Linked DNA regions of Homo sapiens: region 1 is linked to region 2. Evidence: read pairs that join two places in POLR2A ChIA-PET (ENCODE). Cell type or tissue: OCI-LY7. All regions are shown on one strand. Each heading gives the region's core, and the rest is flanking DNA. Links, peaks and the distances in the headings are about the cores only.

Region 1 (4,391 bases), core at 175-4,174, 290 kb after region 2:
GCCCTACCCACTCATCTCTCCACCAGCTGCACCAGCTGCACCCAGTAGGTCTCCTCTGCCAGGCTTGGTGCTAGATGTGGAGACTACGGGAGAGTCTCAAACTCCTGTCCACCTCACAGAGGCTCTGGAGGGCCCCAGACGCCGGGGACAGTGAGAAATCTGTGGTGTTGCCCCCTCCTTCATTTGTTCATTCCAGCCAGCCTTCAGCAGCGCCCACCACCCTCCCTTCCTCGGCTGGAGGGAGCCCTGAATTGCAAGCTGGGAACCCGCTAGTCAAAGGGTGGGCCTCTGGAGGTAGGAGGCCAGCATGAGGGCCATACCAGAGTTGTCCTCGTCCTTCCGGATCTTCAGCTTCACCAGGTCCTCGCACTGCCGCAGGATTTGCACGGCGTCCTCCATGGGGCAGTTGTCCAGGCGGATATTGTCAATGGCCAGTAGCTTGTCGCCTGGCTCCAGGGTGCCCGTCCTGCATGAGTCGGGGGCAGAGGGGATGGAAGGAGCCTGGTGCATGCAGGTGCCATACTCACTGCTGTTGGCCACTTCCCTTCCTGTGCCCCAGTGCCCCTACCTGTGTGCCACGCTGCCTTTCTTGATGTCGGAGATGATCAAGGGCTCCCCTCGTTTCCTGCTGGCCGCTGGAGAAAAAGAGGCCATGAATCTGACCTTGGTGGCCTCAGCCTGGGGTGGGGTGGCGAAGCCCAGGGGTCTGAGTGTGGACTCGGAGCCACTGGTCCTACTCACATCCTGGTCCCACTGCTTCCTGGCTGGGTGACCGTGAGCAAATCAGCTCACCTCCCTGTGCATCAGTTTCCCCCCTGTAAAATGGGGGTGGCACCGCAGACCTCATGGGGATGTGGTGAGAGTAAACCAGATAACACAGGCACAAGATCCAGCATGGCCCTTCCAATGCCAGCTCTTCTTTCCTCCTGCTCAGCCCATCCCCCAGCAAACTGCGAGCTCTTTGTGGAGGGGGGCTGTCTGCTTGGTGTCTGTGTCCCCAGCACCGGGCTCAGGGCCAGCACCCAGGCTCTATTGTGTGCTTGGGGGTGGGAGACACAGAAGTGAACAAAACAGACAGCAATCTCTCCCTGCCCTCCTGGAGCTGGCACTCCAGTGGTGGTCACAATCAACAACATTTAAACACCGATGAAGTGAGCTGTGGAGAAACCTGAGAAACGGGCTTGTGTCGAGGGCGGTAAATGTTCAGTCAGGTGGTCGGGGAAGGCCTTGTCAAGTGACATTTGGGCAAAGCCATGAAGGAGGTAGGGAAGAGGCCAGAGGAACGGTCTCAGATGCAAAGGCCCAGAGGCAGGAAGGGGCAGGCATGGCAGGGAGCAGCCAGGCTGACTGCGGCTGGAGGGCTTGAGTTGGGGAGAGTCGGGAGATGAGGTCAGAGGTCATGGGGTCCAGAGCACAGAGGGCCTCACTGGGGCCCGAGGCCCTCAGCTTTTACTCAGAATAAGATGGGAGCCACGGGAGTGCTTTCACCTTTCCCATGCTCACCCATTCTACGTTTTTCTTCTGCATTCCTCATTTTCATTCCTTTGACAAACATGAATTAAGCACCTACTGTGTTCCAGGCCTTTGCTGGGCTCTGAGAACACAGAAGCAGGCAGAAAACCAAACCCAGCCTAAATATTTGTCACCTTCCAATGCTCTCTCACCATGGGCACCTCACAAGCCCCCTGGGAGACCCACGAGGCCAGGGGACTGCCATGGTGCAGAACGGGAAGCTGAAGCTTTGGGAAGCTGGGGTCTCGCTGAGAACACGCAGCTGGGTCCACGGAAGCCAGCCTCCCCACACCCCCAAGCCTTTTCCTCGGGCCCCGCAGGGTGTCACGCCATGGAAATGCTGGTCTGAGCTTGGCAAGCTCTTTTTCCCCAGCAGTTGAGCTCGCTCCCAGGGGCAAACAGCAGCGGGAGGAGACTCACAGCTGATGGTGATGCCCAGCTCCACGCTGCGCTTCTTGGGCAGCTTCACGTGGAAGGTGCCACTGCTTGGGATGACGGACTCTGGGGGTAGATGGACATAAACCGACGTGAGGACCCAGAGGAGGAGCCTCAGCGAACCCCAGCCCCATGCCCATTCTGGCTGTGCTGGGAGTGACCCCGAAAGTCACAGTTCTAATCTCATCCCCCTGCTTCCTCTCAACAGAGGAGGAAACTGAGGCAGAGTGAGCTGACAGATTTGCTCAAAACAACTGACCTGCTCTAGTCAGACCAGAGTCGGGGCTGGAACCAGGCCTCTTGGCTGTCGGCTAGTGTGGCGGGCGGGAAGGGAGCTCCCCACAGCCTAACAACCCAGTGTGAATCTAGCACATATTTCCTGAGCACCTACTATGTGCCAGGCCGTGGCTGGGTATTTTCATGTTTTCATTTCTCTTGGGCATATGCCTCACCTAACCCAAGTACCGCCCCTATAGTGAAAAGATCGTTATCAACTATTTACGGATGGGGAAACAGTGGAGGGAGTGTCCTGTCCAAAGCCACACTGTGTTGAGGTCACAGAAGCAGAATTCTGACCCAAACTGTTGTTCGAGGTTCTTTGCCTAACCCATGCTGAGAAGGAGCTTGGAGTATTTTCAGCTCCCCAACCCCATCCCCACTTGGTCCTGCCCCTCTGCAAAAGTCTCCTGGTGTGGAAACTTCTCCCTCCCGTGCCAAGGCTTCCCTTCCCACTATAAGCTGCAAAGCCCCTGGGAGAAGGGCACTGGGCACAGAGGGGGATGGGGTGGAGCGTTTGCACAGGCGAGGCAGGATAAAGAGAGGAGGGGTGCAGGGCCCTGAAATATGAGGAGGAAGCTTGGGCCACTCACTCACCCGCCACATCGAACTCCACCTCCAGCACGACCTTGTGGGCCAGTGCGGCGTCCCGCAGGAGCTGGTTGGCTTCCTCCATAGTCCCGTCCTCGGTGGCAATGCCATTGATGGACAGGACACGGTCCCCCACCTGCAGCAGCCCACACCTGAACCCAGGGGGCCCGGCAGAGAGAAGAGGCTCCGTGACAGGTCCATTGGGAGACAAGAACGCCATGCAGGGCAGGACTGAACCTGGGTCACACCTCCTGGTCTGGGGTGACTCTCAGCTCTGCCCTGGCCCACCTGTGTATCCTCAGGAATCTGGCTAAGGGCTGGACCTTGCTGGACCTCAGTTTCCCTGTCTGTCCAATGGGGATGATGGCATGGGCCTTACAAGTTGTGTATACAGAGGACTCTGCCTTCAGGCAGACAGGGGTTCAAGCCCTGGGATTCCATGGGTGAGCTGTGTAATCCTGGGCAAGTGAGTCAGCTTCTCTGAGCCTCGGTTTCCTCATCTGTAAAATGGGGCTGGTGCTGGGGCTGATGCAATGGTTAAGTGAGATGCGCTTGTGAAGCTAGGGCTTGGTGCTGTGACTCAGTTTCTCTCAGAGAGTGGCAGGCTCAGTAGGGAGGGGGCAGGAGGCTCACCTCTCAGCCGGACTGTCAGGCTCGATGAAGCACACGAGGGGTGGGGAGGACAGGGTCTCGGTGGCGAAGATGCCGCCCTGGAGCTGGAGGCCAAAGCCGCTGAGGGGGTCTCCACAGAGCACGACCTCCGTGGTCTCCGTGTGCACAATCTGCCCGCCCGGCCCCACCGTGCTGGAGGCTAGCGACACTGTAGGACAGGTGGGCCCAGCATTCAGGTGAGCCGCCCCACGGAGGTCTTCCTGCCAGGGCCTGCCCATCCCGGGGCCCTAGGCACTGGAGCCAGAGTGCAAGGAAGTGGGAGCCCTGACTCAGTCTGGGACCAGACAGATCACAGCTCACTCTGAGCCTTGGCTTCCTCATCTGAACAATGGGATCGTTGATTCCCACCTCGTGGGGTGTGGCAAGGACTAGGGAAGACAGTGGCTGGGATTGACTGTCATGCTGTAAAGCAGGTTCTGGGGGGCAGTGTCATTTTATTGTATTATTGTGCTGTGATCTACTGTAGTATCTACTATATTATGTCACTCTGCTTTTCGGTAAGAGGTTTATTGAGATATAATTTACATACCACAGTAGTCACCTATTTAATGTGTACAATTCAGTGGTTTTTAGTGTATTCACAATTATGCAAACATCACCACGATGCATTTGAGAACATTTCATCACCTCCAGAAGAAACCCTGTTCCCTTCAGCCATCCCCAAAGATCTTCCTATGTCCCTCAGCCCTAGGCAACCGCGAATCTACTTTCATCTCTGCATTTGCCTGTTCTGGGCACTTTATATAAACAGAATCATGCACCATGTGGCCTTTGTGACAGGCTGCTTTCACTTGGCATAATGTTTTCAAGTTCATCCACATTTTGCAGGTGTCAGAATTGCATTCCTTTTTGTGGCTGAATAATATTCCATTGTATGGATACACCACATTTTGTTTATCTATTCA
Region 2 (4,391 bases), core at 285-4,284:
CTATTTTGTCTGATATCAGTGTAGCCACTTCAACTCTCTTTCAGTTACTATTTGCATGTGTTGCCTTTTTCTGTTCTCTCACTTTCATTCAATTCATGTCCTTGGAGACAGTGTAGAGTTTGATCATGGTTTGTTTGTTTAATCCATTCTGAAAAATCTGTCATTTAATTGTAGAGTTTAAACCATTTACATTTAATGTAATTGCTGATGGAGAGGGCCTTACTCCTGCCATTTTGCTATTTTTTCTATATCTCATATTTTTTGTCCCTCAATTTCATTTCATTGCTGCCTTCTTTTATGTTAGATAAATATTTTCCATATGCCATTTTGATTTCCTTCTCGTTTATTTTACTATATACTTTTTAGTTATTTTCTTAGTGGTTGCCTGGGGATTACAATTAATTTATAACAATTAGATAAGTTCAAATTAGTACCAACTAATTTCAATAGTATAACAAACATTACTTCTGTATTCTGTTCTCCCATCTGCTTATGTTGTTACTGTCATCAGTTACATCTTTATGCATCATGTGCCCATCAATGTATATTTATTATTATTTGTTTATGTAGTTATTTTTGAAATCATATAGAAAAAAAGAGGAGTTACAAACCACAAATGCCTTTATACTGACTTTTCTATTTATTTACATGATTACCTATACTGGTGTTCTTCATTTCTCCATGTAGATTCAAGTTTCTTTTTAGTGTCCTTTCATTTCAGTCTGAACGACCTCCTTTACACTTCTTGCAGGGCAGGTCTACTAGCAATGAACTCTCTCAGTTTTTCTTTATCTGGAAATGTCTTCATTTCTCTTTCATTTTTGAAGAATATTTTTCCTGGATATAAAAGTATTGGTTAACCATTTTATTCTTTCAATATTTTGAGTAAGTCATCCCACTGTCTTCTGGCCTCCTTCGTTTCTGATAAAAAACCAGCTGTATTTCTTATTAAGGATGCCTTGTATGTGATGAATCACCTCTCTTCTGCTGCTTTCAGGATTCTGTCTTTGGTTTTCAACAGTTTGATTATGAAGTGTTTCACTGAGACTTGAGGTCCTTGGATGTGTATATTCATGTCTTTGATCAAATTTGGCAAATTTTGGCCTTTATTACTTCAACTATTATTTCTCTCTCTCTCTCTCTCTCTCTCCTCTCTCCTCTCCTTTTCTTTCCTCTCCTCTCCTTCTGAAACTCCTAGGTACTCTTGAAAGTGTACCTCAGGTATCTTAGGCTTCATTCGTTTTTCTTTATTTTTTTCCTTTCTGCTCCTCATACTGAGTAATCTCAATTGACCTTTCTTCAAGATTGCTGATTCTTTCTTCTACTTGTTCAAATATGCTGTTGAATCTCTCTGAAAAAAAATTATTTTAATTATTGTAGTTTTCAACTTTAGATTTTCTCCTTGGTTCCCCTTACAATTTCTATCACATCATTGGTAATCTCTATTTTTTTGAAATATAATTCTCATTATTTCCTTTAGTTTTTTGTACATAGTTTCCTTTAGCTCTTTGGGTATATTTTAAATAGTTGGTTTATATTCTGTTTAGTAAGTTCAATGTCTTGTCTTCCTCAAGAACTGTTTCTATTATTTCTTTATTTCCTGTGTATGGGCTACACTTTCTCGTTTCATTGCATGACTCATAATTTTTTGTTGAAAGCTGAACATTTTGAATATTATGATATGGCACATCTGGAAATCATCTTCCTCCCACCAGGGTTTATTGCAGCTGCTTTTTGTGATTGTTGTTGTTTGATTGCTTAGTTCTCTTTCCTTAATTAATTTTGAAAAGACTTTATTTGTTGTTGTATATAGCCACTGAAGTCTTTGTTTTGTTAGCCTAGTGGTCAGCTGGTGATTTAAATACAGACATGTATTCTTTGCCTGGAACAAAAAAAGAAAATAAAATCTCTCGGTGTCAGCAAATGGACTCTATGTGCATGCTGGAGTATACCTTCAACACCTGGAGAAGCACTTTACCACTCTGCCTTAGTCTTCACTTCCTCCTTGTGGAGAGCCTTGAGGTCAGCCAGAAGTGAAAACTTCTCAGGTCTTTCCTGAGCATGCACCCATTTCTGGGCATGCAAGCAGGCTTCTAGATTCCCACAAATATGTGAGAGCTTTTCAAAGCCTTTATTTCCCAATGTGTTTTAATCCCCGCTCCTTTTTCCCAACCTTTTGGTTTGTCTTTAGTTTGTCCCAACCGTTATCTATTGCCCCAAGTGGCAGCAGCTGTTACATTTGCCTTTTAAAATTTTCAACAAATTCCCCTTGAGTAGCTGCCTTAGCCCTTGGAGATCTCAGCAATGAGTCAATTCTTCAGGGAGCCACAAGACAGGTCAAAACAAACAACCAAAGTTATTTGGAAATTAGGTCGATTCTGTCCCTTATGTACTAGGAGCCTATACAAGGAATATGGGTTGTTGGTTGTTATCTTCAAGGCCACTGCTGAGCCAGGGTAATTTAAATACCATGAAGCTCTATTATCAAGATTCTGGTGGTTTTTTGTTTTTTTCTTGATTAAATATTGTCTTGGTTGCTGTCAACTTTTAGTTAGTTTCCCAATTTCCAATAAAGTTGATTCTGACTGCTTTTGCCAGTTTATTTTCTCCTTTTGTGGAGGGATGGGCTTTTGTAGTTCCCTATTCTGCCATTTTCACTTTTGGGGTGCTGACTTTTGAGAAGCAACGTGCACTTCAAAACAGCAGGCATTATGTGGAGCTGGAGCCCCATCAGATAGACTACATGGGAAACAAGCAGTGGAAATAAAAGTGGCCCCATCACCATTGTACACAGTGACTCATCTCAAGAATACCTTTAACTTTAGGCTCCACTGGACCAGTAATGCTGGTCCCTCAGCATGTCTGGGGTTGATGGGGAGAAGATACTTATCCCAGGGATGCCTAAAGCTGTAGCTGCTCCTTGTCATTTTAGGTTTCTCATGCCAACAGAGCAGTAGGCAAAGAAAGGAGTTCTTACACTTGTAGGAATATCAGATTCTGCCTATCATGAGGAAATAGCACTGCTGCTAGATAGTGGGGTCAGAGAAGAGGATGCCCCAAAGCTCAGGGGATTCAGTGGGGCTCATTTTGGTGTTTCACAGCCCAATGACAACACTTATGGGCAATTGCAGCAATGATAGTCTGCCCAGTGCACAGTGACCAGGGCTTCAAACCTCTAGGGATGATGACCCAGTTACCTCAGCAGACCAGCAAGCTCATATGCAGGAGTGGTGGTCAAGTATGAGGGCTATGCAGAATGAGTAGTGACACACAGGGACAATGAACACCAATGATGACCTTAGAATTCATGGTAATTGATGGGGTCTGTAGCTTGTTTCACAAACCCTCTTTCTTAACTTCTTTGTAGAAATTGTGACAGGCAAAATCCTGAAAGAAGCAGTATCAGGAGGGAGTGGACTTAATATGGGAAAGCAGTATCCCCCAGGTCTCAGCATTCCTACACAAGCTGGCCTGACTTCTATATCCCAACACATGCATCTCTTTGCCGAGGGCTTCCTCTGGCTGCTGGAGCCTGCTGTAACCACAGGCATGGCAGCCTAGAAGTGCCTAGAGTACTAATGCCATATCCCCAACTGCAGCCCTCGACCAGCCCAACCTCAGATAAGATGTCATGGAGGACGTCAGGATATCATTGTGTCCTCCACTGGCTCCACGTACTCACGGGGGTAGGTTGTATGTTAACAATTCCTTTCTTGCCTCCTTGCATTCTGTCTCGGTTCACACTCCCCTACAGTACTGATTGGCATGAAATAAACTACTTGCACTCAAATCCGTGACTGAAGGTCTGCTTCTTGGGGAGCCCAGGATAAGATGCCCCACGTCTCTCCTCCTTCCTTCGAGGAAGCCTAGTGTCTTGCTTCTGACTGTTTTCCTTCTTTTTCAAGCACAGAAAAATGGGCCATTTCGACAGACATAACAGTTTGCTCACTGAATTGCTGCCCATTGTACTTGGAATGAGTAATAACAACAAAAGCCTCCCTAACACAGTCTACCAGAACCTGCAGTATCTGAGCCCAGCCTGCCTCCAGTCCTGTCCTCAATCACTGCTCATAGTTTTATTGCAGGGAGCCGAAGGCCCATGGGAAATGACCAACTCGGCATTCCACTGGAGGCTATATGATCAAACAGCAAACTGTTTATCATGAATGCAGGATGTGGGCAAACTCACGACTGCTCCTGCCGACAGAAGGTTTGCTGGAGGCAATCACTCCCTGGTACTGAGGTTATCTATGGTGACATCTAGAGCCTCTTGTTCGAGGAATGCAGTCTTGCAAGCCTACTCTGGACTGAGCAGCTGACCCCTTCTTCCACCCCTCTTCTCACTATCTCTTTTGCCTAATAAATATGGAGGGCTGTGTAAAGCTCAGGGT

The links. Peaks named below come from ENCODE experiments on the same cell type or tissue, not always from the same donor. Only the 100,000 strongest peaks of a DNase experiment are listed, where the experiment ranks them.
Region 1: POLR2A ChIA-PET joins it to region 2 with 5 read pairs; 2 of 35 experiments call an interaction of 5 or more read pairs at or near these places.

The regions. Positions count from the first base shown.
Region 1 is chr3:14,510,845-14,515,235 of GRCh38, forward strand. GRIP2 (glutamate receptor interacting protein 2) reads right to left here. Exons shown (of 24, transcript NM_001080423.4): 12 at 3,448-3,634; 13 at 2,821-2,966; 14 at 1,933-2,013; 15 at 569-635; 16 at 321-466. Among named protein-coding and RNA genes, the nearest start is that of GRIP2, 27 kb to the right of the region's middle. RefSeq lists an enhancer at 3,063-3,564. In OCI-LY7, for the core only: no CTCF peak of the experiment used is centred there; no DNase peak of the experiment used is centred there.
Region 2 is chr3:14,220,978-14,225,368 of GRCh38, forward strand. It overlaps LOC105376958 (a long non-coding RNA gene), which reads left to right and starts at 3,733. Exons shown (of 2, transcript XR_940606.3): 1 at 3,733-4,391. In OCI-LY7, for the core only: no CTCF peak of the experiment used is centred there; a DNase peak (open chromatin) is centred at 1,994; H3K27ac peaks cover 842 bases.